2 separate regions of the Mus musculus genome follow, and region 2 is linked to region 1. The links are chromatin loops, found by intact Hi-C in ENCODE. Cell type or tissue: heart. All regions are shown on one strand. Each heading gives the region's core, and the rest is flanking DNA. Links, peaks and the distances in the headings are about the cores only.

The links. A loop is a pair of places that touch in the nucleus more often than their neighbours do. Peaks named below come from ENCODE experiments on the same cell type or tissue, not always from the same donor. Only the 100,000 strongest peaks of a DNase experiment are listed, where the experiment ranks them.
Region 2: it touches region 1 in a loop (4-fold over the local background); 19 of 42 quality-filtered maps call a loop at or near these places.

What each region holds. Positions count from the first base shown.
Region 1 is chr12:108,414,567-108,430,436 of GRCm38, forward strand. Eml1 (echinoderm microtubule associated protein like 1) reads left to right here and starts at 8,250. Exons shown (of 22, transcript NM_001043335.1): 1 at 8,250-8,695. The coding sequence starts at 8,629. In heart, for the core only: CTCF peaks have their summits at 8,144 and 8,423 (motif pointing left); DNase peaks (open chromatin) are centred at 8,125 and 8,485; H3K4me3 peaks cover 1,888 bases; H3K27ac peaks cover 1,365 bases.
Region 2 is chr12:108,362,954-108,378,823 of GRCm38, forward strand. It overlaps a transcript of Eml1 not described here. Among named protein-coding and RNA genes, the nearest start is that of Cyp46a1, 37 kb to the left of the region's middle. In heart, for the core only: a CTCF peak has its summit at 7,813; DNase peaks (open chromatin) are centred at 5,208, 7,928, 8,058, 9,498 and 2 weaker places; H3K4me3 peaks cover 1,489 bases; H3K27ac peaks cover 6,334 bases.

The DNA of each region.
Region 1 (15,870 bases), core at 4,412-12,411:
GGGGTCGAACTTGGATTCACAACACTAGACTCAGAAGCTCCTGGTCAGCCAGCCTGGCTACTTGTGAAGCCCCAGCGTAGTGAGAGACCCTGTCTCCAAAGCACAAGGTAGATAGATAGTGCTTGGAGAATGACACCTAGGGTTGACCTCTGACCTCTACCCACAGGTTTGGACTCTGTGTTCTGTGGATCCCCGTCTCCACATCACTCTAGACTGCTCCCCCTAAGATGAGCAAGCTTGTAGGAGCTTGGTGGCAAGTCCCAAGCTAACCCATAAACGGATCTATCTCTTGACTTTTCTGATAAAAATCCAGATCTCTAGTAACTTCACTGCATTTTTCGAAACTCTGCTGCTTCGAGATGGCATTTTAAATATGCGCATATGGATGTCAGCCTTGTCTCCCAGTGCCCAATGTGGATGGATTCTCAGCCTTTCCACGCTAGCTGGAATGACTATACAATCTATTATCCTTACTGGAATACATAAGCAAGTCAAAGGGACACAACTAGACACTTGCCAGGACCTAGGCAGGAACCTGGCTGTCCCAGGCCCACTGTGGTGAGCGAGGCTCTGATGTTAGCCGATCGTCTCAGTGGTCAGCCCGTAGCATGCCAAGAACTGCCGTGGAGCCTACAGGCAACACAACGGAGCAGACAACTAAATAGTCTCAAGATGAACTTGTCCCTTTGAGACAGTGTAAGTTGAAGTTCATGTACAATGTCCCATGGTGCCTACGTTATTGTATGTGGGATATTTAGATGTTTACAGGCCCAGGATTTCTCAATGTGATGGCATAGTTAAAAAAAAAAAAAAAAAAAAAAAGAAGACCTACTTTAGATGGCTCAGCAGTTAAAAGTGCATACTACCCTTGCAGCGGACCCAAGTTCAGTACCCAGCACCAACTCCAGGGTACACGACACCCTCTTCTGTCTTGTGCCGGCATCTGCATTCCTGTGCACAAAGCACACACAGATGCACACATGTACACGTACTTAAAAATAAAAATAAATCTTAAAAAAAAAAGAAAACCAGCTGCAAATTGCCTTCCGTTTTCCAATTCACCTCAGATACTTCAGAACGTGCGAGCTCATTTGATTGGATGCAAATTGCTAAGAACATCTTTGAGTAAACAGTCGATGAACAATTATTATCTGTGGGAATGTAACGGGTCAGCCTTTCTGTAACGGGGCTGTGAGGTTGAGACGTTTGTAGGAAAGATGGTCTGTGTCTTGGTTGGTGCGTCTCTGACTCCTGACCCTGAAATTCATAGGAATGCAGAAGCCACCTTCCTACAATGAACTGAGAGAGAGATAAAGAGCCAGGACATTTGAACTCAGGATGGGAGTCACCAAGGACCCAGAATCCTGGCCTGCATATTTAGGACTTGGCTCTCTGGGTCTTTTTTTCTCCACTAAGGATGAACATCCCAAAGAGAAGAGATAGCAGAAACATCTCACAAGCACTCACAAGAGGAGAGAGCTGTGGAGAGTCGCTCAGTTACTGGGAACACAGTCTCTGGCTTTTGACAATCCTTAATTTAGCCAGATGGAATTACGGAAAACTGGAAAGAGAGAGAGAGGGTCGTCATCCCCCTCCCCCAAAAGGAGGGAAAGTTGGATTATGGAAAATACAATGATACATTTCATATTAATATTGGTGCTGAGAAAAGCTTTCAACCGATCTGCGAAGAGCTAGCGTGGAAATGCTTGGCAGAATGGTTGTCATTAACAGCCGACGATCCGTTCCCTCTCTGCATGGGACTAGATCAACAGGGCTGGTTCAGAGGACTAAGATGGCTGAGGAGACAGCCAGGGCAACTTTATCTTTTGTTGGACAAACCTAGGGCTACCTCTGGGAGGCCTCCCCAGAAGTCTGAGCAGGGCTCTCCCTTCCCCCAGAGGCTCTGCTAGCAGGCTTATGGGGAACAAGGATGAAGGGGACACTGGGGACTTCTCACTCTATACTCACTTCCTGTCACAGAGCTGTGGGTCAAATGCCAGATCTGAGAGTTGAAGAGGTTTTAGTTGGGCTAAAATGATGGGTGGAAACCAATAACATGACATGTAGCAGGAATAAAGATTAATCCCGTCTTTAGAGAAAAATGGAATCAATTAGTTCAGCACCGGATGGAGAAAATCTGACATCAGTTGTTTGAAAAAGACTGATAGGTTTATGATTGACCATGGGCCTACATTCACCCCTTGGCTATATCATCATCACCACCACCACCATCAATATCAATAATAAAGTCAATGAGAATCTTAGGTGCATCAATAAGGACACGGTATCCTGGGTGCTAAGGATAGCCACACTGCTAGAGAGGTTCTCATGTGTTAGGGATGGGCCTCTCTTCAGGTAAGGAGTCTAGAAGCTATGGACCATGCTACGTATCTAGGTACCCAAATGGAGAATGTTATCCTGGGATATGCATCCTCTCGTCCACATTTGGGAGTGTATTGTGTATGATGGGAAACTGTTTTTTCCCTGGAGGAGTCATTCCTTCCTTCACTCATCGGTAGTTACAGATGGTCTATTTCACGTAACACTGTGTCGTGGTGAACCTTAGAAGCACATACTCCAGGAGAGGAGGGTACCGACGTCAGAGATATGTATGCAATTGCAGGGGATAGGCAGGGGATATGCATGGGGATTCCCACCAGGGAGCTGCTGCTGGGGCAGCCTTGTTGCTGATGGGAAAGGAAGACGGGCACTAAGGACAGGGAGAGCTTGCTGGTCTGATCCAGAGTGCTCAAGGTATGGCGTGACTGAAAGCTGTGATCAGGACTTGTAGCTAACATGGTATGGCCGGGTATCGTAGATGCTAACACCGACCTTTGAGGCAGGGACACAAAGTCTATGTCCCCATGTAATGGTGGGTGACAGGATGAAATGGCATGAGTTAACTCTCTTTGTCTCAGTCCTGGAGCAACGGCACCAACAGGGCAGATCACCACACAGGGTATATTGTGATATTTCTGCACACTTGGAAGCTTCAGGCATGTCGCAGGCAGACAGAATAAACTAGCCTAAAAGGATCATTTTTTTTTTCTTTTGGCAAGGGTATCTAGGATTGAAAAAAGAAATCTATTTAGTCACTGGGATTCTTCAGTTTTGGGAGGGGCTGAGTGTCCCTGTGTCAGGGATGCTGTGGAACAGACAGTTGCATTGTCAGGCAGGCAGGAAGCCACAGTGTAATGCTCCCTATTGATGCTAAGAATCACTCTGTTTTTCATTTTACAGAGCGTTTATCATGCGTGGGTATAATATACATTTACTTACATTGTATTGTGTATATCAGATGCCATTTCTGAGCCAGGATCTCACTAGGTGGCCCAGACTGACTTCAAACTTGTAGTCATCTGTCCCTCAGCCTCCAAAGTGCTGTCATTATAGCTGTGGCCCACCACACTCCATATTTTATATTTTAATACCAGGCCTGGGAGTGGAGTCTGCAAACTAACCAGTCCTTGGCATTGAGATTCTCTGATGACTGTGTGTCTGTTTGATAGGACTTCTATGACAAATGCCACACACTGGGTGACTTTAGCTCTATTGTCTGTGATTCTAGAGATTAGAAGGCTGCCTCCTCTGAGGGATGTGGGAGGAACTCCGCGCTACCTGTAGATGCTGTATTCTGTCTTCATGTCCAAATACCTCCTGTCTTAGTCAGGGTTTCTATTCCTGAACAAACATCATGACCAAGAAGCAGGTTGGGAAGGAAAGGGTTTATTCAGCTTACACTTCCTACATTGCTGTTCATCACCAAAGGAAGTCAGGACTGGAACTCAAGCAGGTCAGGAAGCAGGAGCTGATGCAGAGGCTATGAAGGGATGTTCTTTACTGGCTTGCTTCCCCTGGCTTGCTCTCTTATTGAACCCAAGACTACCAGCCCAGGGATGGCACCACCCACGATGGGCCCTTCCCCCTTGATCACTAATTGAGAAAATGCCTTACAGCTGGATCTTGTGGAGGCATTTCCCAAACTGAAGTTCCTTGCTCTGTGATAACTCCAGCCTTTGTCAAGCTGACACACAACACCAGCCAGTATTCTTCCTCTCTCTCTCTCTCTCTCTCTCTCTCTCTCTCTCTCTCTCTCTCTCTTTCTCTCTCTCTCTCTCGTATGTGTGTGTGTACACATGGGTGTGAATATGCTTATGTGTCTGTATGGAGGTCGGAGGAGGGAATTGGGCATCCCTGGGCCTTGTTCCTTTAAGGTAAGATGTCTCTGTGAGCCTGGAGCTCACAGTTGTTTTTGTTTGTTTTTCCAGCTACATTGGCAGATGTTAAGGCTCAGCATCCTCTTGCCTCCATCTCCTTCACTGCTGGGGTTTCAGGCATGCATGGGACCACACCTAGTTTCTGATTTGTTGCTGGGATCTGAAGCCCAGGCCTCAGGCTTGCTTAGCAAGCACACTTTACTGCCACACCACATCTTCAGTCCGCTAGAACACTTTCATCATTCCAAACTGTGACTGTGACCCCAGCAAGCAGCAGCTTCCTAAGTCTCACATCCCAGTGTCCATCTGTCATTTCTGCTCCATCTTCGATCCTGACTACTCTAGGAAGGTCATGCAAGTAGAACCTATAGTATTTAATCCTTTGGGATTGGCTTAGTCACTCAGCATAATGTTCTCAAAGTTCAACCATGCAGCAGCAGGTGTCAGAAGTCCTTTCCTTTTAAAGTTTAAATCATACTCCAGCCCGTGATAGCTCACATTTTGTTTATCCAGTCCGTCACTGGACTTTATGCAGACTTAGGTTATCCCCACCTTCTGGCTCTACCTAACGCTGACACACATGTGATATACATGACGCTGGCATGTGTGTGGATATACATGATGCTGGCATACATGTGGGTATACATAACACTACATATATGTGGATATACATGATGCTAACATGCATGTGGATATGCATAATGCTGTCTTGCCTGTTGGATATACATAAAACTGCATGCATGTGGCTATACAAAAATCTCTACTTTCAATTCTTCTAACCATATTAACAAAAGTGAAATTTCTGTTTCTTCTTCTTCTTCCCCTTTCCTCCCCTCCTCCTCTCCCTCCTCCTCCCCCAACAGCATTGTGTACTCTGTGCTTCATTCATTCCCAGCCCTGAGTGTGGTGCCTGGCACTGGGCAGATATTTTTGGAGAATGTTGAATGAAACAATAGGTAACACAGCCTCACATTTCTGGGTGATATTTTTCTTATTGTTTCTCTATGAATAAAGGCTACAAAACACCCATTTTTCCTTTCTTTCTTTCTCTCTCTCTTTCACACATTACACAAATGCTGGTATTTATCCCACTGAGCACTGTGGTTACATTGTCCTATAAAGTCTACCTCATTAATTACAATGACAACATTTTCTGGGCTCAGGTCACAAATTATCTCAAAGTGACGTGGAATAATAGTCTGTTAAAATGTTTGGGCACAAAAAAAATCACACATTATCAATTAAGCCTTTAAGAGATTTTCTTTCCTTGAACATCTTAGATCCTTTTTATAATGCTATGTAAATTATACCTAATTGACTTAAATGTATAGCCTTCTAATTATTCTAAATTTTGCTTTTTTTTTTTACCCAAATTTTATAATTGTGGGAAACCAGGACTGTTTAATCCCCAAGGTTAAAAGTGTAATCATGGTCTTTACTGCCCCAGGAGCAAGTGGCCTGGGCTCTGAATGAACTGTTATTTGTAATTTCACTCCCTTGGAAATAATATCCTGTAAGAAAATCTCTTGCTGTGGTTAGCAGTGAACTGGGCGTGCTCTGCTCAGGCATGCACCTGCGGTGGTGTGCTACAGAGGTCGGAGGACAACCTGGAGTCTCAGTTCCCAATTTTACTTTCTTTGAGATTTTTTCTTTCTTTTTCCTTCCTTCCTTCCTTCCTTCCTTCCTTCCTTCCTTCCTTCCCTCCCTCCCTCCTTCCTTCCTATCTTTTATTGTTGCTGTTGTTTTGTTTATTTTGTTTTGTTGAGACAGGGTTCTCTGTGTAGCCCTGGCCATCCTAGAACTTGTTCTGTAGAGTACTAGCCTGGCCTTGAACTCAGAGACTCAATGGCCTCTGCCTCCTGAGTGCTAGGATTAAAGGCTGAGCCACAGCTTCTTTTCGTTGTTTAGCACTGAACATGCCGGGCTAGCTGGCCCATAACTCACACTTTCCCGTGTCTGTGCCCCATCTTACTATGGGGATGCCAGGACTGCCAGTGGGAGCTACCACACCTAGTTTGCTCTGGCCCTGGGCATTCCACTCGGGGCCTCACGCTTGGGCAGCAGGTTCTTACTTCACTTTCCGGGCCCACAGCTCAGCTCTTTATTCCAGCTATCCAGCATGTCCTCAAGTATTTCTGCAAAGTATCGAGGAGAGAGCATAAAGGTTAGGAGGGGAGCAGGGGAAATGAAGAGGGCTCAGAGTGAGTGCACACTGGCATTAAATCTGTCCCTTCGGAAACTAGCTCCCTTACAGATGCAGAGGAGCCACAGGTGCCAGGTAGGGGACAGCGAGGACTCTTGACTGCACCTGCTTGCCAACCCTCCTTGGTCTCATTTTTCTTTCCTGCCCACGGACCATGAATGCCCCCAGTCTTTACCTGCAGCATCCAGGAATCCACTTCCCAACTACATTGTCTCTCCACAATGCTGCAGGTCCCCTGGAGGCCTCTGCCACCATCATGCACGTGGGGTTTTCTCTAGCCTGGTCCTCTGTAGAGATGCTGCTCTACAGAGAAGGTATGACAGTGCCAACCTCCTGGAAGTTCTGTGCTGGCGGCTTCCTGAGGCCATTTCCTCTTCGGAGCTGCTGGCTTCCTGGCTGCTCTTTCCAAATTCTCTGCCTTGCCATCGCTCCGATACCAACACCTCGCCAACTTTTTACTTTCTTCTTTCAACCATGGTTCACTATGATCCCTTTGCCAGGGTCTCCCAGTTCTTGTCACTACAACTGCCAGAGTCCTAATGGAAGATTTGCTGCCCTGACTTGACCTTCCTCATCCTTCTGGGCCTGTCTTACAGTGATCTCCCCACAGCCCATCCTCCATCCTTCCTCCTTCTGATCAGCTGGGCTCTTGGTGTCTTGTCTCTAGAGCACTGACAACACACTGGGTTGTTTGATAACAAGTGCTGACTCTGGCTGTCCAGGTCACACCCAACCTCAGCCCTCTAACCCACCCATCCACCGATGCCTGAGTCTTTCTTTTGTCCTTCCATCTCCAGAGTCTGTCTTGTTCTCCTCCCTCCAGGCTTCTTGTCTAGACCCTTTCCCTCAGCCCAATCTCTTTCCCCACATGTCTGCAACATGAGCCCCTCATTCAGGTCAGGTCAGAGCTCCGAGCCTGATAGCAGGCTCGCTCCTCTTTCTTGCACCATTGCCAGCATAGCTCTCCTTCACCCACCTGGTAACAGTTGAATTAGCAGCATCTGGAGCCCTTCCGTCTCCACCCACAACATATTTTCCACCAAAAGCCTTGTTTTCTAAGTGTGGTCTCCTTAGCTAGGACAGAGACCAGGCATGACATCTCTTCTGCCTACATCTTTGAGGACCAGAGTGACAGATCCCATCCCTAGCCTTGTCCTCTAATGAAGTGTGAGAGACCCCAGAGCCCCGGAGAGGTCTGAAAGTTTTCTTGATAACTTTCTAGTCCATTATTATTATGTGACTATTGTATTCAAGGTCTGGAAGTTAATACCGAAAACTTCAGAATTTTACCTCTAGTGGACAGAACCCACCTTCGGCTCAAGCATTCCTTTCTCTCTAGCTTTCTCGATTGTCACTTGGCATTATCTTTATTTCTAGCCATGGGGAGTAAGGCTCAGATCGTTAACCTAGCTGGCGCTTGTATATATAGGCTGGGTGTGCTACTGACTCTTGGGTTTGCTTTTTACAATATTCCTAAGCTGACATTCTCTGCCTGATGGTGAACCTAGATCTATGGGTCTGTAACAATTTAGTCTAAAGTGACAGCGTCATACGAGTTGGTCACAGAGGAAGGGGAATGAGATAATCTCTTTCTGCATCCTTGGTCCCCTCTTGGGGTAGGGACATGGGTTCTTGTGGAGTTACAAGCCCTGAGCTGGAGAACACGCAGACCAGGGGATACGCCTTGCTGGAAGTGGCCCGGTGGGAGGCGCTATGCTGATAGCAAGCGCCACCGTGGTCCAAGTTTAGAGCAGCAGTTGTCCGGGGTCCCGGGGGGGGGGGACAGCTCGAGGGGGAGAAAGGGTGGGCAAGAGGGTCCCTGGGGTCCGGGAACGGGCTGTAAGCGTCCCTTGCTTTCTCTCCCTTTATCCCTCTACCCCCACCCCCACCCCGTAGCATTCTGCCTGTAGATCATAGGAGCAAGGACCAGGGAGGGGACCAGGGCGGGGACCCAGGCTCGCCCAGCTCTGCGCCCCGCCCGCCACGTCTCCTCCGGACCATGCCACCGAGGCCGCCCCCTCGCGGGCAGCGCGGGTGCCGGGTGCTCGTTTTCGGCGGCGGCGGCGGCAGCGGCGGCGGCGGGCCCGGGTTGCCATGGTGACCGGCGGCAGCCACAGCAGGGCCGGCCCCAGCGCCAGCGCCGCGGCGGCTCGGCAGGGCGCAGTGTGTGGGTGAGCGCGGCCGGAGCGGGCGCGGCCCGGCCTCAGCATGGAGGACGGCTTCTCCAGCTATAGCAGCCTGTACGACACGTCCTCGCTGCTGCAGTTCTGCAACGGTGAGCGTGGGCGGGAGGACAGGGGCACGGGGACCGAGTGGCGAGGGCCAGGCCGGGCCGCGGGCGAGGCCGCGCCAAGTCGCTCTGGTTCCCGCCGGCGCATTGTGCTGGGGCCGCGGGGCCGCGCTTCTCCCCGGCTGCGGGCTCCCGGGATCCCCCATGCCCACCCCAGGCTCCGGGCGAGGGCGGATCTGTGGTTCCCAGAGCCCCAGCGGATGCAGCGGCGGAAAGCGCGCGCGAGAGCCCGGGAGCCCCGGAGCCGGGAGGCCCGGGCAACCTCGGCGTTCCGGGGACGTGTTGCTCTTTCGCTTCCAAACTCACATCTGTTTGGACGGTGCTGGATGCAGAACTCAGCAAACAAATCACTGCTGGAACAAAACCTTTGCAGGATGCACGCAGGGCTGGCTGCAGATGGACCTCCAGAATCCTTTTGGGGTCACTTGGATGGAATCATCACGGTTTAATGTGCTCCAGAGCCTGGGTGGACCTGGCTTAAAAGTGTTAGACCTTATTTATTTTGTTTACGGCATCATAGATTTGTTTTTCCCTATATGTGACTATGTGTGTGGCAGGTTTTACAGGGAGGAGACCACCGCGCTACCAATATGGCATCTTAAAAATATATAGAATCATACATGCTGTAAAGATTTTATAGTCTCTGTAGCAGGGTTGGGAAAGATTTTTCACCGCGCTCTGCATATTTTATCAGAACATGATGTGCGATAATTCATGCACAAAAGTTTACCACACTTTTTTTTTTTTGCATGTTGGGAGTTATTGCTTTATCAGAAGTTTGTTAAAGGGTGAAATGTGGATTTTACAGAATTTTCTCGAGTGCAGTCAGGATAAATTTCAATCCCAGACCCTTGAACAACTGGAGAAAAATTACATTGCAGTTGTAATTGTCATCTAGGGAAACATTTCTTGTTTAGTACCACCTGTTTGCAAACGAGAGCATTAAGAGGAACAAATGTGTTGATTCACTCAATATACTATTTTTCTTTGGTGGAATTTGACTTTTTCTTTTAATGACTATATGTATACACGTACTTGGGTTTTTCAGCTTATGATTTTCATGTGGGGCAGATAGACTGTATTTGGTATTCCGCCGATCACTGGGATACTTTACAGTGTAGACTCATGGGAATCTTTTTGCTCCCGGGTAGGTTGTCTAGATTCTTCAATTAGCACTTTGAATAGTTTCCTTAATTGGCTGATAATCAATCACGTCTGAACAGTTACTTTTGCTGTCCAAGGTAGGTACAACCTTTAGCATAGTTCTGGTGGATTCTCATTGTGTTGGTTGTGAGAGGCATGAAGCTCAAAAAAAGGAATGATAGCCAGGCACAAAACCTTTATGTACCTGTATGTGGGCATATTATTGACAGTTTGACTTTGAGTATGAAAATGGGCACTTTTTGTTTTGTTTTGTTTTTTAATTGGGGCAGCTCTTCAGGGGAGGACACCCAGGTTCTTTGGTAGCTCAGTCATACAGTTGTTTTATTTGTGAGTGTTTTGGTGTCTTGCCTTCTATCAATTGCCAGTTTAGAGATACTGGTATGATATTTGGCTGGTAATGAAGATGTGGGAAGGAAGCTGAAAACCAGCTCTTAACATGCTAGAGAGGTGACAAATTGAAGAACAAATAGCTCTAAAATAGAACAAGAATGGTGCTTTAAAACCACACAAACAGCTGTTGAATGTGCTTCCCTTGAAGAGTTAGCTCTGCGGTATTTATTTTCTGGGGTTACCTTAATGATGAAAGTTTAAAACCAAAGAGACTTTGGGGGATAGACATGGCTGTTATCTAGAGATGTCGTAGGAAACAAATGTGTTGCTGTGAAATTAGTCAGCAGGCTTTCATGAAGTAAAAATATAAATGAATACCATTCAGTTAATTACAATGACAATGATTCGGTTGAAGCAGCGGGTCACAGAGATGCCATCTCAAAAAGAACTAAATGAAACATTGAGAATTTCACTAGGGGCATGGGGAAGAGGGTCCTTTGCCTTTTAAAGTAGAGATTTGCATCCCAATGGCCGGGTCCCAGCAGGGTAATACGTGAACTCACACATTTTCCTATGTCCAGTTCACCTCATGCTTTTCAAAGTGACAGGGACTCAAAAATCTTAGCTGTACTGTGTCATCTTCAGGAGAGGCAGCACACAGCGAATGGATGTCACAGGACAAAGTGCAGGTGGGAGACACATCAGTGAGAGATGCTCCCCTTAGCAATGAGATTTCTAATCTTGCCTCTCAACTGTTTCCTGTTGTTCCCCGGGTACTTGGTCTTTACTGGCTGCCAACAAGGAAGTTCAGAAGCCTCCAGGCTCCTAAAAAGGCTGTCCATGCACATCATTTAGGAGTCTGTTCACTCGTTTAAGTAGAAATCTTGTACATTTTTTTCTTCTAAATATTTAGAATTTGTTAAGTGATCTGGGAATCTCAAACACGTGTGTGTGTGTGTGTGTGTGTGTGTGTATGTGTGTGTATTCGCATATATGGATGCATGTGAATGTATGTGCATGTATGGGGGAGTGGTGTGTGTATGCACATATGGGTGCAGGTGTGTGTGTGTGTGTCTGTGGTGTGTGGGGCAGTGCTGTGTATGCAGGTATGTGTATGCATATATGTGTGCATGTATATATATGTATGTGTATATGAGGGAGTGGTGTATATGTGTATGCACATATGGGTGCAGGTGTGTGTGTGTGTGTGTGTATGGGGAGTGGTGTGTGTACGTGTGCATGCACAAATGGAGGCAGGTGCATGCATCTCTGCGTATGCATGTGAAGGGCAGAGGTTGGCATCTGGTGTCTATCACTCTCTGCCTCACTTTTGAGAGAAGGCCTTTCTTACTGAATCCGAGGCTGGCTGTTTTGGTTAGAATAGCTGGCCAGCAATCTCCTGCCCCCCAACTCTGGGGTACAGGTATGTGTCATTGCACCTGACTTTTATAGTGGGTGCTGGGGATTCAAACGCAGGTCCTAGTGCTTGCACGGTTTACCCGCTGAGCCATCTCCTTAGCCCCACACACTGCTTCTTAATGTTATAATGAAAACAGTTCTGGAAAGTGGGCCCTAGCATGTACACGTGTGCTCAGGCCAGAATACAACTTGAGAGAACAGGCTCTCTCCTTCCACCATGTGGACACCAGGGATGAAGCACAGGGTCTCAGTCTTGGGGCAAGCACTTTTACCCAGTGAGCCATCTCACCAACCATTATTTTATTTTATTTATTTATTTATTTTGTTTTGTTTTTGTTTTTTGTTTTTTGTTTTTTGAGACAGGGTTTCTCTGTATAGCCCTGGCTGACCTGGAACTCACTTTGTAGACCAGGCTGACCTCGAACTCAGAAATCCGCCTGCCTTTGCCTCCCGAGTGCTGGGATTAAAGGCCATTATTTTATTTTTATTAATTGATTTTTATAGTTCTGGGAAACAAATATTTTTACCACACCAAAAAGTATTCATAGTAACCATTAGCAATTAGTACCCTAGCCCCTGACAACCATTAATTCTCTATGCAATCTGGATATTAAAATATATAATATATGTTTTTATAAAAGACGTGTTTTAATTTTGCATATGTGCATTTCTGTGGAGGGTTATGTGATATGAATTCAGGTGTTTGTGAAAGCCAGAGGTGTCAGATCCCTTGCGTCTGGATTTTTGCATGTTTCTGAGCTGTTGGACCTAAATGCTGGGACTCAAACTTAGGCCCTCTGCAAGTACACGCGCTTAACCACTAAGCCATCTCTCCAGCCCCCAAAGATGTTTTTAATCGTCATATATTAAGTATGCACAATAATGGGCTTCATTAAAATATTTTTCCCTGTTATGAATAATGCTATACCAAAATGCTCACTTCTGTGTGGACGTACATCCTTATTTTCTCTTGGGCAGCTAATTAGGAATGGAATTTCTATGTTATGTGTTAACACTGGGTTTATATTTTAATGAGCCTATCTGAATCTTCTGAGATATAAGTATCAAGCTCTTTGTCTAACATTTGCTGATAAAACAGTAAGATCCAAGAGAGACTAGAATAGGAAGGAAATAAGAGTTGTAGGTCCATAGAAACTTCTGTCTGTCGGCTCACCAGGAGTTCAGTGGGCAGACACTTGGCTCAGCAGGTAATCTCATGGCCTTGATTGTTTTCTTAGGCCTTTGAGCTGATTCTCCAAAGGTGAATCAGACAGATGTAGCTGCTCTAGCTGAAATAGAGAGCCCTCCTGTCCTGCCTCTGCCCTGCCCCTGGTGCACTGGACCTCTTGTGACAATGGATGCCCTCACTACTCCTTTGTACAGCTCAGACCATCCGGTCTTGTTTGGAGCCAAAAGTTGGCCCCCATTTTGTTCTCTGGGTCTGTAACAATCAGATTTAATCTCCTACATGTGTCAGTGGATCAGCCTGTGTTTGAAGCCCACAAGCCCTCTTCTAGATTCTTCTTTTGATTAAACGTTAACATAAACAATTTGCAGGGCAAAGTGGGGCGTGCTTTTAATCCCAGTACTCATGGGAGGCAGAGACGGAGGCAGGTGAATCTCTGTGAGTTCAAGGTCAGCCTAGTCTACATAGTGAGTTCCAGGACAACATAGACACTGGGGGAGGAGGGGAGGGGGTTGCTCATTCTGCAACGTTCTAGACCCTTAATCTTGGTTTGTGCCACCTAGACCTGCTTCCTTCTTTTTGCGTTGCTTTTTAACTCGATACAGGTGGATGGGAATCTAGACATGGCGTTTCTGGTTTTTGTTGTGTGTTTGGAGAACAGCGTCTTCTGATGGAGCCCAGGCTGAATAAGAACACTGAACCTCCTGTCCCTACATCCTGAGTGGTGGGACCACATGGACCAGCCTGTGCCACTCTGGCCAGCCCTGGCATGTTTATTTTTTAGTTACATTTTAACTGTTTGTGTGGGGCCGTTGGGGGCCCCATGCTGCCCCTATAGAAGTCAGAGCTTTTCTTCTGGGGAGTAAGTTCTCTTCTTCTGCCACGTGGGACCTGGGAGACTGGGTCACCAGGCTTGGCAGCCATCTTGGCAGCCATCTTGGCATGGTTGTTGAGTGGAGCCAGGCATGTCACCCTACCAATCCAGTCTGACATGATATCAACTCCTTCTCTGGTCATACTCCACACTGCCTCAGTTTACCTAAAAGTCTTGTATTTTACCTGATTATGGCCAAGTTCTTGCCCTTATCTTTTTACTGTTAGTAACGTTTTTGTTTGGGGGGAATTTCCTTTGTAGGCTGTGCTCTCTCAAAGGGCAACCCAATATAACCTGTACCGCACTCACTGCCAGTTAGCTTGGAGGCAGCACAGAGCTTTAAAGTGTATGGCCCTGGCTCACAGCCTTTACTTTCCTTATTCCCTTTGAAGGAGATGTTGAGAAAAATCTTGTCAGGTTCCCTCTGGACTCTGTGTGGACAGAGTAGTATGTCTCCTGCCTTTCCAAGGTGGCCAGGGCCTTCTTTTCTTGCTAATGACCAGGGCCAGTCAACCCTACTTGACCTGCCTGCTTGAATTTCATTATCATTGTAGGATGGTCTTTCCAGCTACTGGGTATTATTTTTCTCTCACCTTGAAATGGAAATTTGTTTTTTATTTGTTTGTTTGTTTGTTTGTTTGTTTTAAGGTCCCACTATTTAGGTCTTGCTGTTCTGGAACTCACTGTGTAGACCAGCCTGGCCTCGAACTCAGAGATCTGCCTGCCTCTGCCTCAGAGTGCTGGGGTTAAAGGCGTGAGGAGCTGCTTCCAACTACAAATTTGTTTTAATTTCCATTTATTTCTCCTGTAAGAATTAACAGTGATTTAATAGTAATATTTAAAAATTTTAAATTGCATTTCTATTTACGTGGTGTGTGTGTGTGTGTGTGCGCGCGCGCATGCGTGCGCGCATATGCATGAGTGTTTGTGCCTGCCTTGCATGTGGATGGAGACTAGCGGACAGCTTGCAGAGACTGACTCTCTCCTTCCACTGTGTGGGTTCAGGGAACTGAGCTCAGGTCATCAGGCTTAATGGCAGTTACCTTTACCAACTGAGCCATCTCAGCAGCCCCCTTATTAATCATCTTAGTCACTTCTGATGTCGGTAATACCGGTGGCTGTCTCTTAGCTATGACTTCTGGTCAGTTTTTCGAAATGACTAAAACTTTAAAAGTTCTAGCTGGATCTAGGAACTCCGGAGGAACCACCTGGACACTGAGGCATCTCCAAGCCCGTGTTAAACTTTCACACATTCTCTCTCATGCGATGGCAGAGCTCTGACTTAGAAGGATAGGGTAGGGTCCCTGGTGGCAAATCAAAAGGGAAAGCCTGCGTGGGAGTGTGAGGGTGCGTGCCCTGCCCATGGGAGGATGCCTAATTGCCGCACGGGCCCTCCACCCAGCGAGAAGCCCATTTTATAAGTAACCACAAGCATTTATGACATTATAAACAAGCCAAGTGCTTGGAGTGGGGGAAAAAACCCTAAATTGTGTTTTAAAAGCTATCACTAATCATATAGAATTTATTTCTGAGATTATGAGAGTCCCTTTCACACATATTTTTAAATTTAAAAGAAGTAGTTGGGATGTATGTCGAAGAAAAGAGAAATAACACCTGCTGTAGGAGTTTCTTCATGCCCTGAAGCTAGTAGCCTCAAAATTTGCATTGCTGAGGACACAGAAAACGGCTCCAAGCCTCGCGCGTTCTGAAGGCGTTCCCTCCAGTGACTCAGTCTGCTCTATTTTGTAATTAGAAGTTTTTCTTTAATGAACTATTAGTTGTCCTTTTTAAAATCTTGGATCAGCCAGGAGAAAGAGGGCAGGTTCTAGTATTGGGGAAATGGTCTAAACGCTTTCAGAAAGATTGCTAATAAAAAGGGGGTAAAGCCTCTTATATGCTCTTATGACCATCGATGATGGAAACCTCCCATGGCCTGACATCTGACAAGCACATTTCCTATCCTGCTGGGAGCATGGCTCTTTCCATACAGACTGGGGAGTCTTCACTTCAGTCAGCACAAAGTATATGTCCTCTAAACAAATGATTTTTGGGAGGAGACTTTTATTTGTTTTTTTTTTCCTAAGAGCATAGCATTTATTACTTATTTAAGAACCAGGTACAGGAGGCTGGAGAGATCACTCAACGGTTAAGAGCACCAGCTGCTCTTCCAGAGTACCAGGGTTCAAT
Region 2 (15,870 bases), core at 4,721-12,720, 51 kb before region 1:
TACAAGTTCTTTGGTCACAGCTACTGGGCAGGAGTTTGGGGGTGCCTCTGGAGCTACAGGCTGGGTTCCTGTTGTACTCCCTCCTGTCTCTCTCTGGTGGGCTAGCCAGGCTTGGCCTGTGTTTTACAGGCAAAGCCACCCCTGACTTGTCAGTGCCCGTAGCAGCCCTTTTCCATAGCCACTTGGCAGGACACTGTCTCCCATGTTGTCCTCAGCCCTGTCCTGCTTCTGCCCTGCTCTGATTCCACCCCCACCCCAACCCAAGGCACCTCTGAAGCTCACCAGCTATCTTCCCTATGCATGTGGGCCTCCAGTTTCTGCCACTGCTGGGCCTGATCCCACAGGAGAGAGCCCCCCCCCCCCCAGCACCCACACAGAAGGGCTGAGGGTCATTGCCTCTGTGCTGTCAGGGCACAACCTGGCCTATGGAGGACTGGCTTCTTTCAGAAATGTCCAGTTGCCCATGTTAGCATTCGGTGGCTTGGACTGGTAATGGCTGAGCCTGGGCCTTCACCTCCTTCCAGTCTTAAGTCCCCCCAGGGGACAGGACACGGAAAAGTCAAGGTCACAGTCGTGATGGAATTAGGACTCACTCACGGACCTTCATACCTGGTGGCCGGTCACTGCAGGCCTGAGTCGGAGCTCTGTGCTGGAACCTAAAGATCGGAGAGAGGGAGAGGGCAGGAGGACCCTCGGCCAGCTCCTGGAGGGTTGGTGCCCTGCCTCGACCTCATGAACCACTCCCTGCGAGGGGCGGGGCTCTCAGTCCAGCAGAGGTCAAATCCTGACCTTACCTGTCACTGGCTTTGCAGCTTGAACTTCAGTTTCCTCATTCAAAAGGAAGGGCTTCTAACAGGACTCCCTTCTCTGGGCTGGTGGAGCCGTTAGGTGTGATCATGAATGGGGTGGAGTGTGGTGCAAAGTCTGGGGATCCCTTCCTGCTGGCCATTATTAGCATCTTTATTGCTTGCTCCTTGTAGGGGAAGGCAGGCTTAAAGACCTGCAGTCCTCAGAGGAACCACACGGGGCCACTCTGGAGCAGCTCTGGCATGGCCTGCTCATTCACTGTGCCACCAGACCCTGCGCCTTCCACACCCTGCCAGGTGCCTGGGTTTGGGAGGCAGCAGTGTAGGCTCTTGCTGGCCAACAACCTGGCCCTCGGTTTTCAATGCCTCTCCTAGAGATAGACCTGGACTGTCGGATGCTAGGCAGGGGAAACCTTATGTCCAGAGCCAGGTGGAACTCGCAGACCACAGATGGGAATCACTGATCAGAAATGCACAAAGGGGAGAAAGCTGGGTGCAGGCTATCTCATGTTACCTGTGATACCCTCCCCAGGGACTCTGGAGGGTGGCTATCTCCCTGGCTGCCTGCCTCTAGGCAATGGTGACCTTTTCTGAAAATTTCCTCCCTTGTAAACTCAGACACAGGAATGTGGGGGGGACATGGACTCTAAATCTGTGCTCTGCCCTGGCAGGAAGCTTCAAGTATTCATGGTCTTGGGCAGGCAGTTTATATTCCTCCTTCCCCTATACTTGAGACCCTTTAATAGCCAGTCTTTCCAGCTCTTTCCAGGGTGGTTACCTCTACAGGAGGCATGCTGGGACTTCTCACTGGGGGCGCGGGGGGGGGGGGGGGGAGGGGGACGGACGGACCTGTGGGTTTTAATCCTCCAGAGGTGGAGTCCAAAAAGAGGTTGGGGGCTGGCTCACTGGGAAGCACCCACCTTGTTGTGTTCAGCTCCCGACTGTTCCAGGGGAGCTGGGCATGGGTAAGAGTCGGGGAGAGCTGCAACAGGAGGATTACGTCCTTCCAGTTAGCCAGCCAGGTTCCAGGGTCTATCCAGGACCCACCTCTGCTTTTACTCCCTCCTCAGTCCGTGGCTGGGGTTAGCCTGAGCAGAGTCTGTAGCCAAGACCTTTGCTGGCCTTAGTACCAGGGCAAGGACCTGTGTCTGTGTGAGAGACCCCAGGCAGGGGCATTAGTACAGGCAGCCTTGTGGATAGGAACCCTCACCTTCTCCCTGACAGCAACAATTCCTAGCGTGCTTCCTGCAGAGGTAGTCCCTCCGCTTGGGACCTGGAGTGATCCACTCTTAAGGAGCCTCAAGAGGCAGCCACCAACATTGGCATGTTTGGGTTCAACTTCCCTCAAATGTGCATGAGGTCCCAGTTCCATTTATTTATTTATCTATTTATTTATTTGTTTGTTTGTTTTACATGAGTACACTGTAGCTGTCAGACATACCAGAAGAGGACTTTGGATCCCATTACAGATGATTGTGAGTCACTGCTGGGATTTGAACTCAGGACCTCTGGAAGAGCAGTCAGTACTCTTAACCTCTGAGCCATCACTCTAGCTGGAGGTCCCAGTTCTATAGATACATCTTAAGGGGGCTTTCCCTGTCACAGGGCCCAAGGCAGGGTGGGGGCCTCAGCACCCAGGGGCCTTGTCCAGGACAGGAAGCCTTCCCATGAGCCTCTTTCTGTTTTCACCACAAGGTAGAGTTCCTAAGGCCCTAAAGCAGATGTGAGGGTTTTGACATGAGGAGCCGCAGGTTGTCTCTCCTCCCACCAGGGACACTAGAGCAGCCGGCCTGGCCTGTTTGGCCTCTCTCCTGGCCTGGAGCCTGGAGGCCACCCAGGGAGTGTTTTACTTGTACTTGGGGCTGGGCCAGGGAAGCTGGGGTGGGGGTGGGCACGGGGTGTGTGCAGAATTAATTTCCAGAACTGTGCTGGAGCACACAGTGTGTGTGTGTGTGTGTGTGTGTGTGTGTGTGTGTGTGTGTGTCTGTGACTGTGTGTGTGTGTGTGTGTGTATATATATATATATATATATATATATATATGAACCCCATGTATGTGAACCTTTGTGTGTGTAAGCATTTGTGTCTGCTTGGGTCTCACAGTATCTCTGTATGTTCCCATAGTCTCCTCTTTGCATATAAGATGCATGTGAGTCTCCCTGTACGTCTCGTGTGTGTGTGTGTGTGTGTGTCTCAGGCTGTGTGCAGCTGGGTGTGTCTGACCTTATCCTATCTGGAGGAGGTGTCTGTTTGAATTAGAGTTGGTGGAGCACGCGGTAATCACCGCCCAGGTTAGGCTTTAGGCAAGTAGCCTTCCTTCTGTGCTTGGCCCACATACTGAGGCCAGGCCTCCTCTGCAAGGCCACCTGCTCAGGAAGTACTGCTCGGTGCAGACATGGGCCGGTTTTCAGTTCCCACCCACTGAGGTGCCAAGGGAAGCTGTGTATTCCCTCACCCAAAATCAAGGGAGAAGTGTGTTTCTAGAAAGGAGACCCTGGACTCCCAAGGCCTGGCCAGGCATATGACCCATGGGAATGGGAATGCCAGCAGAGGGAAAGAGGATAGGAAGGAGGCATCCTCTCTGATCATGTCACCCAGACTCCAGGCCTAGGGCTGGACCCCACTGATGTCTGGTAAATGTGTGACCCTTTATACCCTATTCTCGTGCAAAGGTCACAACTCCACTGACATCTCTCATCTCACCTGTAACTTTAACTTTTTCAAACTTTATTTTTAATGAAGGTTCTTAAATGCTTTAACCTCCCTTGTAGCCCACCACCCATCAGAGGTAGTGAGGAAGAAAGGATACAGGGGTGGGTGGGAAGTGGACCTGTTTAGAAAGGTTCTTTGGAGCAACTCCCCTCTGTGTTGTCTGGAAATCGGCAGTTCGGTTTACAGGTCAGCAGCGGCAGCTTGATCCACTCACCACACTTCATGGAATCACTAGCAGTCCATTTCGGTAGAATCAGCATAGCAAACACAAATCAGCAGTGGTGGCCCTACACAGCAGAGACAGCCAGGCCTCAGCCTTGGTTCAAGTCAGCAGGAGGGACCTGGAGGAACACCAGGAGAAGTTCTTGCCTGTGCCTCTCAGGGAAGTGAAGATCAGTGAAGACTTGAGACCCACAAGCACTACACAGCTAGCTCTGTAAGCAAGCCAAGCTCTGTCTCCATCACTGTCCATCAAGTTCTTTATATCTTCCCTCCAAACATCACGTGTCCTCCATGGGTCTTGCCTCAGCTGACATCACTCTGCCAGTCAACCCCAGTCCAAGGAAGCGGCAAAAAGGCAAAAAAGCCGGCACACCTCTAGAAGTTTTTTGGTGCATTTTTTCTCTATGGAGTCCTGAGCAATGCAGTTCAACTACGTCCGCAGTGTAAGGCAGACCAATACATGTGTGTCATTAGCAAAGGCTCCTTCATCACGTGACCTTCCGTAGGCTTGCTTTGGCAGAGCATCCTCTCTCCTGTGTCTGCTTCAGCTAAATGTTCCTTCACGAGTCTGCCTTAGTCTTTCACCTGTGTCTGCTTCAGGAAAACACTCTTTCACATGTTTGCCCCAGCAAAACACCATCCGACACAACTGACTTTCCAAAGAATCCTTAAGTTTCCACTTTGCCATCAGCCAATCTCGTGCCACTCTTGAGGTGCCATGAGCTCTTTCTCATGCCAGGCCCTCCTCCTGCTCACCTCTACCCCTGATATTTCCTAGGATTCTGGTGAACAGTCCCTCATAGAATACCCCTCGACCACATGCCCCACCTGCCCTGCCATCCTGACCTCAGCCCCTCCACATGCACCAGCCTGGAGCCTCAGGAGACTGCACAGAGCCTTGTTAGAGCCCTGGGAGTGGCCACCATGCTGTGTCCCCCACCATACTGTGGAAATTGGCACCAGGTGCTTGTGAGTCCTGGGAGCTGGTGGGCTCAGACATGGTCAACTTCAGCATGAACTGGTAGAGGTCCTATTGAACATGTGCAAGTGCTTGCCTTACATGCATATACACACTCCATACATGTAAGGCACATGTATGTACATGTATACGCGATTCCATGGGAGCACATATCCACATCATCACATACATACCCTACATGCCCACCACCAAGCACACGTATACACACATGCACAGCCACCTGCTCACAGATTCTCATACATGCAGTGGGCTCACTCGCATGTTACTATTGACCTCAAAGGCAAGAGAACCAAGTTGTTTTTTTTTTTTTTCTCCTAACACATGTTCTCACAATAAAGAGAACAGGAAGGGGCTTGGAGCCAAGGTCAGGAAGGGGAAATAGCCTGCACACAGGAGCTGACACTGGGCTGTCCCTCTGGGTGGGAATGCAGAGCCAGACAGAGAGACGGCTCCAGGGAAGGAGGCAGAAGCTTCCTTTGGCAGCTGGTGGCAGAGAGCATATGGAGGCTGGGCCCAGGCTTGTCCAGTGATTGGGAGGCCCATGTAGAGCTGGCATCTGACCTGGTTCATGTGCCACCAGGCTCCCTCCAGCCCTGGTCCTGAAGTCTGCCCACCAGGGTTGTAGGTAAGCATCCCTGTGGAGCCTCCTCTATAAGTGCCATCACACTAGGATGCACCATGTGCCAAAAGCATGACCATGACCAAAGTACTCATAAAAATAGCATTTAATTTGGGGTTCACGGTTGCAGAGGGTTAGAGCCCATGACCATCATGGCAGGGAGCATGGCAGAAGGCAGGCGGGCAGGACACTAGAGCAGATGCTGGCAGCTCATGTCTTAATCCACAAGCACAAGCACAAGAGAGCAAACTGGGAATGGTGTGGGCTTAAGAAAGCTCAGAGCCCACCCTCCTTGACACACCTCCTTTCAACAAGGCCAGTCTACTAATCCTTTCCAAACAGTTCCACCAAGTGGGGACTAAGTATTCAAATAGATAAGCCTACAGGGGGGTGTTGGGGGCATTCTTATTCAAACCACCACACCCCAAGGCAGGGCCCCTCCCACTGTAAGGTAGTGGCTGCCCCAGCTCCGACTTCTCCACAGCACCTATTCTGCAAGCACTACATGCTTTGGTCTGAGCTGAGGAAGGAGAAGATGTGGTGAGGAGGAGATGGAGACCCCAGGGCTCTAGAGACAGTCCCCCGGGTTCTGCTTTGCCTCTTCTTTGATCACTTAGAATTAAAGCCTTAGTTGGGAGGGACACAGTAAGGTCATTTGTTGCTGGGACTGAGGACATTCGCAGGATGCAGGCAGGGCATTCAAGGGTAAAACTGGGTACATGCCAGGCAAACATGGTGGCTAGTTAGTTACCCTCAAGGGACTCCGGCAGCATTGACTCCAGCCCGGCCTGACATTTGGACTTCCTTTATGTCTCTAGCCAGGCTGTTCAGCTTTGTTTGCACACTTCCCACCGTGATGAACTTATTACCCATCCACACAACAGGGCTAAGCGCAGGAAGGACCAGGCACTGACCACAGCAAGGTCAGGGTTGGTAGAGTTCAGGAGCAGGAGCAGTGGACCCCTGAGATGCCTCAAGACAGTAAGAGGAGGAGGGGGAGGAGGGGGGGAGGAGGAGAGGGGAGGGGGAGGATGGGGAGAAGGAGGGGGAAGAAGAGGGGGAGGAGGAGGAGAGGGAGGAGGAGGAGGAGGAGGAGGAGGAGGAGGAGGAGGAGAACAAAGGGAAAGGACCTGGCATAGGACACGACATGGGCCAGGCCAGAGGAGCCTTTGAAGTTTTGAATTCCTTTGCTAGTTTTTCCTGGCCCGTGGGCCAGTGCTGGGTGAGGGGAGCTGTGACTCTTCAGCCCTCCGTCCTCCCTTCTCCTGGAAAGGACTTCCTTTGAGACCTTGTGATCACAGCCCTCTGTGGCCTCTGAGTTAGAAAAGGCCTCAGTGCCCGTGCAAGACTTTCCAGGGGGGCCCAGAACTAGTTTTTTTTTTCCTTTTGAGGTTCAGTGGCCCTCAGTATCAGTATCTGACTCCTCCTCTGGGAAGCTCGCCTGGCTTCTCCTGCCTTGATTTCTTTCCTCTGCAGGAAAATATACTTCCTGCCTGGACAGTGCAGTTACCTTCAGCCTGTACTGGGGACCCCTGCCATCCCCTGCTGGGGACTGCCGCTTCTTCCTTTGTACCTTCTGGCTCACATTCCTGGAATGGAGGCTAGAGCCAAACAACTCTATGTTTTCATGGGAAAGCATGAAAACTTTCTCCAGGAGCTGGCGAGATGGCTCAGCGTGTAAGAGCACTGACTGCTCTTCCGAAGGTCCTGAGTTCAAGTCCTAGCCACCACATGGTGGCTCACAACCACCTGTAATGAGATCTGACACCCTCTTCTGGTGCGACTAAAGATAGCTACAGTGTACTTATGTATAATATAATAAATCTTTGGGCCAGAGCAAGCAGGGACTGAGCGAGCGGGATTGACCTGAGAGAGTGGGGACAACCGGAGTGAGCAGGCTTGACAGAAGCGAGCAGAGGTCCTTTCAGTTTCCAACAACCACATGAAGGCTCACAACCATCTGTACAGCTACGGTGTACTCATAGACATAAAATAAATAAATAAATCTTTAAAGAAGAAAGAAAGCATTCTCCCTCTCTCTGATTGAGACCCTTTTTTTCTTTGAGCTGCTTTACTTCATGGGTCTCACAACTGGAATGATCCCTGGTCCCAGGGGCGGGGGGATAAGACAGGGAGTCCAACACTGGGGTGATACCCCTGGGAGCCATGGCCCTACAGCAGAACTGCCCCTATCTATTGGGAACCAGGAGGGGACTCGGTTGACTCTTAGTCACGCATACAGCAAGCACATACTAAATGCTTGTAGCGGTGTGTTCTATCAATCACACGTTTCCTGTGTGAGCACAGAAGTTACTCACTTCCTGCTGGGAGCTCCTTCACACAGCTCCCCAACATGGGTGGAGCAGAAAGTACCCTGTGTGTGTCCAGAAATGTGGGTGCTCTTGGCTAAACAAAGGCAAAGCTTCCTATGCCTCGGAGACAGACAGCCTGGCTCCAGATCCCGGTTACACCCCTAGAGGGCTGGTTTCCCTTCAGGGTCACTTAACCCTGTCTGTGACATGGACCTGATGTGGCTGTCTGGAAAGCTGAGTGAACTGAAGTTGGGTGGCTGTGCTCGGTGTGCCTCTTGGAACCAGCACACACTCACTGGCAGCGTCCCTTGGGATCCTCCTTCACTAAATGTCCATAAATGGTCCTGACTCAGTAGGTGGGACTAGACACCAGGAGAGAGGAAAAGGCATTCCATAGTCTCCAGAGCTGGGTTTCCAGAGACTGGTCCAGCACCCAGGGGTGCAGTAGCTTCTCGGGCAACATTCTGGGGCTGCTGAGGAGAGGCCCCAGGCAGAGGAGGGCAGTGCCTAGATTTATCCACCAATCGCACAGGTTCCTGGCACGGGGAACACGCTCTTATCTGCCCAGCCCAACATGGGGGGGTGGCCAGGCTGGCGAGGCAGGACACTGCCTAGGGGCTGGACACGGAACAGTCCCAAGCCAGGCTGGGTGGGTGACGGCTGTTGAGGGCTCTGAGTGTCCCCGCAGGCTGGTGGCCAGCTGGCTGCCCATCTCCCCCACCATGTCGGACGGCGAGGGCCCCTCAGCTGGTGAGTGGCAGTGCTATATTTACCGGCCATGGCTCCGGTTGCAAAGGCAAGGCCTCCGGTCACCAAGGGCACCCGGCCCCCCACGGGCTGCAGGCAGCAGTGAAGTGGGGACCCCTTCCTCTTAGCTTGACTCCTGGTAGCTGCAGCCTAGCGAGGCAGTTTGAGTTTCAAAGCTCAGCCCTGGCCGCACCCCCTGATTTCCTAGTAGGCTTTAGCAGGAAGCCTACCTCTAACAAATTCTTGGGCTGTCAGCCTGGAGAAGGGGCAGGGCTGACCACAGGATTCAGGGATCAAGCTGTGGGCTGGGCTTTAGAGTGGGTGCAGGGTGTATGACCTTTGACACCATATGCAACGGAAGGGGTGTAAGCATTAAGCTGGGACAATCTCGTAGGTCCTGGGAGGTTTTCCGGGATCCTGAGCCCACTGGGATGTTCTGATCAGCTCCTGAGGATTCCTCCTGGGCTGCATGGAGGTGGCTGGGGATACAGGTGGGAGGAGATGCAGTCGGAATCCAGTTCCTACCCATATACCCTGATGTGTGTAGGATTAGCTACCTGAAATAGTAGAAGCTGAGAACTACATACTCAGTGTTTACCATGGGAAGTGGTCCAGGCTACGGTCTTGAGCAACTGGTTTATGTCTCTGAGCTTCAGTGTCTGTAGGTGGCAATGAGAACAGATGTGGCTACACACCTACCGTGCGGTTTGCGAAAATTATGATAATGTACAGAAGTGTCTGCTGGTGTCAGTGTATCATGAGTGCAGCGGTTCCTCTGAGACAGGATAAGAAGGTACTGTGAGCAGATGCTCAGTAGCAAACATGGCCTGGGCATCTTCCCTTGGTGTCCTTAGTTAAGACATGGCTCAGCTCTGGCCCATAGAATCTTTATCCTAAAACCTCACCTTGGTGATTCTTCGGCATTCACAGGCATGCCAGACTGTCCCGGGAGGCCCTGTGGTATCTGACGGACATTCCGGGCCTGGCTCTGTATGTGCCTGTGTGTCAGGATGGAGACATGGACAAAAGCAGGCTGCCCTCGCCTGCTTCCACCGGGCGCCAGCAGAGCCGGCCGCCAAGCTTTACTCCTATGGTTGCGGAGGCCACCAGTGCCTGGGGAGCTGCCAGCGTCCGTCGCTGGCTGGCCTGGCCCCACACCTGACACAAACCCGGAATAGCTCTCCCTGCACCAGGGACAGAGCCCTAGTTTTAGCAGTCTGTAAAGCCACCCGTAGGTAGAGTATTTCAGGAAGGCTAAGACAATATTTAGGCTGCCAGGATCGTGGTACGGCACTGAGTGTGCATGGTATGTGAAGCCTGGGGCCAGGAGAGGACTTATACTCTTTTTCTCTTCTTTGTCTGGGGGTGGGGTCAGTACTGGTTTGCTTTGTCCTGGCTCAGCTCTGACAAGAGACCCTGCGCAAGCTCTTGGAATCGTTATGGCTGTAAAATGCAGTGCCGTGCTCTTTGTCTTCCTTCTATGGGTCTGACACAGAGCCTCATCTGAGAATATAAGCAGGTCCTGCTGAGGAGGCTGAGACAGGAGGATTTCAAGCTTTAGGCCAGCCTGAGGTACACAGAGAGATTGTGTCTCAAAAACCAGAAACAACAGAAAGCAAAATGGAAAGAGAGAGAGAGAGAGAGACCTTTTCCCAAACAACAACAACAACAACAACAACAAAACCAAACGAGACTAAGGCTGCAGCCTGCAGCGGAGGAGACTCTCTGTTCAGAAGTCTCCTGGAATTCATCTCCAGACATTCAGGCTTCTCTGGGATGCCTGCCTCCAGCAACAGATCCAGGAGGCTCAGTGGAATCTCCCTGTTGTCCCTAACTGGTCTCAGGGCCTGTAAAAACAGTCTCAACATTCATGAGGCTTGTGAGCCCTTGGGCAAATCCACTCAAAGGGGCCATCGAAGGGACTCTGTTCTTCTTAACGCAGTAAGAGTAAAAGAATCCAAAACTTGTAGCACCATTAAAATGATGCCAGTCTTTGTTAGCAGTGTGAGGGGGTTTATAGTTCAGGCAATAAATAAGCTACAGGGCAGAAAATGGAATGACGATACCCAGACACCTTCCTAGTCCTGGGTGTTTTGGACGTGCCATTTACTGCCTAGAGGCAAATGACGTGACTCCACTGTTCAGGCAAGGGAGATGAAGTCCAGCAGGCAGATGACATGCCCAAGGTCATCGTCTGCTGTAGGGTCTAGCAGAGGCTGGACCCAGAACCCCTATTCTCTGTGCTGGGTCTGTCTTTGACCCAGGTTAGGTCCTTTATTCCAGGAGTGTCATCTTGCCTTCAGCCACATCCCTTCTTTTCAGAGATTGCTAGGTAGCTCAACACTGCCTCCAATCATCTGGAGCCTGTAAAAAAAATGTGGTACCTTGTTAGGGCATGGGAGGAAATTCCGTCAAGAGGGGAGCACAGCGGGCGGCGCAGGCTCTGGGATTTATGGCCTTAGGCCTGGGCGGGCAAGCCTACAGGAGGCTTAAGGTTACCCAGGAGTCAGCGTTGTATTTATAGCAGGAACTGCCGACCCACTGAAGGCACAGCTTTTTCAAAGCTTGTGTTTCAGACTAGGCTCTACTCCTTGGGTGCAAGCGATTCTTGGATGCACCACTTCACCAAACAAAGCGTTAGTTTCATCAGTGGTAAAATAGAGACATGCCCCATTTCTCATTGGGTCTGCACTTAGCACCTTCTGGACATACAAAGTGACTTATTCCATACAGTCCAACATTCTTTACAACATTCAGTCCCTTTCGGTAGGAGGAGCTGGCAGGCCTCTGGGCTGTCAGTTTCTCTGTGCTTAGGAGGGGAAACAAAGTAACCAAGCAAGTCTGAGCGTTAAGAGCAGGGTGCTACAATATCAGAGAGCAAGGAAAGTAGTCTAACCAGCTCAGGGTTCAAATCTCTGCTCCCACTCACTGGCTCTGTGGCCTTGGGCAAGACACTTACCTGATGGGTGAACATTTGTCCTGTTAGAGAGCATGTGGGGGGGGACTCTGTTTGTGGTGGTGGACAGTAGCTGAGTGTGTGTGGGGACAGTAGCTGAGTGTGCACCTGGTTGTTGGGTGACTCTGTTTCCTTCCATGTAGCGTCTGCCAATTCCAGTGCAGCCACACCACTTGTCCCTAGAGAGATGGCTGCTCTGGATACTCTCGTTGGGGGAGGGTTGCTCTATCAAGGTCAGCTCCCTTCATACTACACTGCCAAGAGATTCTCTAAGAAGGCTCTGACATCCTCGCAGGGTCTCCTGATCCTCATCTCTTGAAGCACTTGGCTCTCTGCCTCAATTCAGAGGCTTTGCCCCAAGCCTAGGGCCCGAAGACACTGAGGCGCCATCCATAACGCACCTGCTTCCTCCAGGCCCACAAGAGACCCGGTTGCTTTCTCCCAAGGCCTCATGTGGGGTCCCTAAGCAGGCACTGAGACGCCTCCACCTCCTTCCTTACCCCGGCTTGACTTGAGTTTCTCCCTGGAGACTCCTCAAATCCACGCTGCCCAAGACTCCAGAGCAGCTGTGCAGACCTCGGAGGACAAACCTGACAGCTGTCTCTGCCCTGGATTCCGGGTAGGCAGACACTGTGAAAGGGACAAAGAGGACCCAGGAGTGACTCTGGGACATAGAGGAGGCCTTCAAGATAACTTCAGGCCACTGGCTGTAGAAAAGTTTGTCTGGGCTAGCCTGGGTTACTCTGAGGATCTGAGCCAAGCTCCCTGCCTTGTGCTTCTCAAGACTCATGAGCTGGGCTCACAACAGCAAGAGGAGGTGTCATGTCCAAGTTGCAGGGGCCCCAAAGACAACCGAGGAGCCATTTGCGATGTAAACACATAAGAGTCTTTATTAGTTCTCAAACAAGGACTCTCGTGAACCTCATTACAGCAGGTCAGAGAGAGCCTGAGTCTAGGGGTGCAGGGCATTTATTGTAGTTACATCAAGCTTGGGGAATTTCTATACGGGTCAGCAAGATAATCTTTTAAAAACTACATTTCTGGAGTAATCTTTAGGAACTGAACATAGGGGCAAACCACCTGACAAACAGGATGGCTAGGTTATCTATTCTCTGCAGGATGTCTCGAGTTATCTCTATGTACCTTGACCCTGCTGTTGGGATGTTTGCTCAAGTGGACTTCATGGTTTTCTTTCTGGAGTTGGAGTTTAGCCCCTGGTCTCCCACAAAATGGAGTTTCTTCAAAAGCAGAGTTGGTTGGGCTTTGCAGAGAGGGATGTGATCTCTGTGTTCCCAAGGCTGAGAGACAGCAAAGCAGCCTAGGTTCTGTGGCCGCTGACCGGATGATTGACACTCCGCGTCAGAGCCTGGTAAGCATCTCTGGAGGAGATGCCCAAATACTCTGCTATTCTGCTTTCTGCGACAGTAACAAAGTCCCAAGACTAACCCATCACAAAGAGGAAAGGGCCATTTTGGCTTCACCGTAGGGCCTCAGCACATGGTCACTTGGAATTGTGGCTCTGGGCCTGTGGCAGGCAGGACATTGTGGTGTGAACACAGGAAGCAGAGGGGTGGGGGTGGGGGAGGGGATAGGGTCCTAATATTTCTAGGCCACATCCCTCTAAGGGACACTCAAGATGCAAACCACAAAGCTGGCTGGGACACTGTTCTTAGAGGGTGGTCTCTGGGCCCTGAGGCTCTAATTCAGGCTGCTTGCCTTCTGGGTTTCATGGCTTCCTGATGTCCCTCTGCCTAGTCAGGTAACTGCAATCAGGATTTGTTCTATAGGTAGAAGGGAGCCAGGGAGGCCACTGCAACCAGGAGGGACCCGAATGTTTGATGTGCTGTGGACAGAGGCACTGGAAAAAGACTCGGGAGGTTAAGAGGTGGGGGAGGAGCCAGCAGAACTTCAACAGCTTTCTTTTCCTCCTCCTCCTCCTCCTCCTCCTCCTCCTCCTCCTCCTCCTCCTCCTCCTCCTCCGCTTCTTCCTTCTCCTCCTCTTCTTCCCCTTCTCTTCGTCACCCTTCTCCTCCCCGCCTTTTTTTTTTTAAGATTTATTTATTTATTATATGTAAGTACACTGTAGCTGTCTTCAGACACATCAGAAGAGGGCATCAGATCTCATTACGGATGGCTGTGAGCCACCATGTGGTTGCTGGGATTTGAACTCAGGACCTTTAGAAGATCAGTCAGTGCTCTAAACCACAGAGCCACCTCTCCAGCCCCTCTCCTCCACTTCTGTATTCTCTCATTCATCACATCCTGATGCCAGTTTCCCTTCCCTCTGCTCCTCCCTGTCTACCTCCATTCCATCCAGCAGAACTTCTTAGTTTCAGCTGTGAGGTGGAGGTGACACTGTGACATTGGGACATTGTAGGGATCCCATGAAATGATGCCTGTCACTTCCCTATAAATGAGGAGTCTGGGAGAGGCAGGAGGGAGGAGGTGGCTCTCTTTAAATGATCACTGCAGTTGTGGTGAACACTCAAGATACAGCTGACATGAAGGGATTGACCTGAGCATCACCGCACTGCCTCCTGGGAGATGTCGGGTGTGGAGAGAGCAGTTACAGGTGGAAGTCCTGGATGGGTTCTCTCATTGCTGTCCTTTATCATATTTATATCACACTTTCGGCTTATAGTATCCACAGTATGCAGGGGGAAACTGAGGCCAAGAGAGAAAGAAAGACCGGCGATGGCCCTGTGAACCGTTCTCAGGGCGCTTGCTCTCTCTAACAGGTCCCACCACACCCCAACACTGTGCTAAGGGATCTCACTCTGTCCCTCCCGTTCAAAGCCAGGCTACTGGCAGACACGGGAGGAGGGTCTGCCTTCTTCAGGGACCCTTCCCCGAGATTTGCAGCTCTAGGGGCACTGCATGTTGGAGCACCCCTCTACCTCCTGCTATCTCACTGGGCAGTATTCCTGAAGAATGCCAGCCCAGCCTGTCCTGTGTTTCATGCCCCTTGTGGGAGTGCTGAGGTATTGGGTGTTTGGGGACAACTGACGCCCTCATTATCCTGCGTTCTGGCGTAGGCCTCTTTCTCCTTCTGGATTCGGGTAAGTTATGTGTTGTATTTGACACTCACTGGTCCCAAATCCCTCAGGTTAGCCACAAATAACTGCGTGCGTGTGCCCTCCCTCGCCATGTGTAGGGCTCATACAGGCTCAGTGTGGGCCTCACACATGATCTTAACTCTTAGCAACATATGAATGAATTCTCCTTGCTTGAACCCTGCTTCAGTGTCTCCGGAACCCACGAGGACTTCCTGCTTACGGGAAGAATCCCAGGGCAAGCATACAGGGGAGCCGTTAGATATTCAATATGGGAATCTTGGGTCAAGTGGAATTGAGCATGGTTGAGAGAGCAAGATGTTCTATTTGTTTGGATTTATTATATCTTGTTTATTCATTTTGCATGTATATGTGTGTGCACAGTTTGGGTGTGTGCCATATGTATGTGTGGTGCTCAGGAGACAGCTTGTCTGAGTGGTTTCTCTCCTTCCACCACGTGGGTCCCAGGAGTTACACTCAGTTTATCAGGCTTGGAGGAAGCACATTTACCCACTGAGACACCTTGCTAGGCTCTGTATTTTTATTTTTTTCACTGTGTGTGTGTGTGTGTGTGTGTGTGTGTGTGCGCGCGCGCGCGCGTGTGCGTGTGCATGCTTCCACATGTGCATACCTATGGTCAGGGGACAATGTAAAGGAGCTAGTTCCCTTCATCTACCTTGTGGCCCGTCAGCTTGACAGCAAGTGCCTTTATCTCCTGTGCCATCTCACCAGGTTCATTTATTGTATTTTTTTAAAAGAATGTTATTAGCATTTTGAACCCCAGACTATTTTATTCTTGAGATTATACAGTCTAAATAAGCACCGGAAGTCTAAATAAGTACCGGAAGTCGCTGAGGCAGGTTTAACCAATCAGTGGCTACCCAGGCAGTGCCTCACACCTTTGCTCTTTCCATTTTGCTTTCGAGGTTGACACTCATGAGAATGGCCTCTTGGGTGTCACTGACGGCACTGAAAGCCCACGCATGCTCAGTTTGCTGTGGAAAACACAAACGGCAGTGGTTCGTAGTGGTACAAGGTCTTCATTCATGCCAAGTTCATTCTAGTCTGGTCCAGGTAGATCCAGTCCCTTACACAGAAGCATCTATTGGGATACTTCCATACCGACCCGGGTCCAGAGAGCAGAGACACCAGCATGGCCAAGCATACGGCCCCACAAGAAGTGATGGGCATAGCTATGCTGGCATCTCATTGGCCAAAGCATGTCACATGACGTACATGAAGGCAGAGGGTGGGTGTCTGAGTGAGTAGTAGTAGTAGTAGTAGTAGTAGTAGTAGTAGTAGTAATTATTTCCCTGTTGTTTCCCCCCTTCAACATTTTTTGTAACTCTACAGTAATCCACTTCAATTATGAAAAGCTCAGAGCACATTGTGTAAACCGTGGCTAGCAGACGGGTGCGTTGTAGGTCACATGACTCTCAAAATGCCAATCATTCAAAGCAAGGGG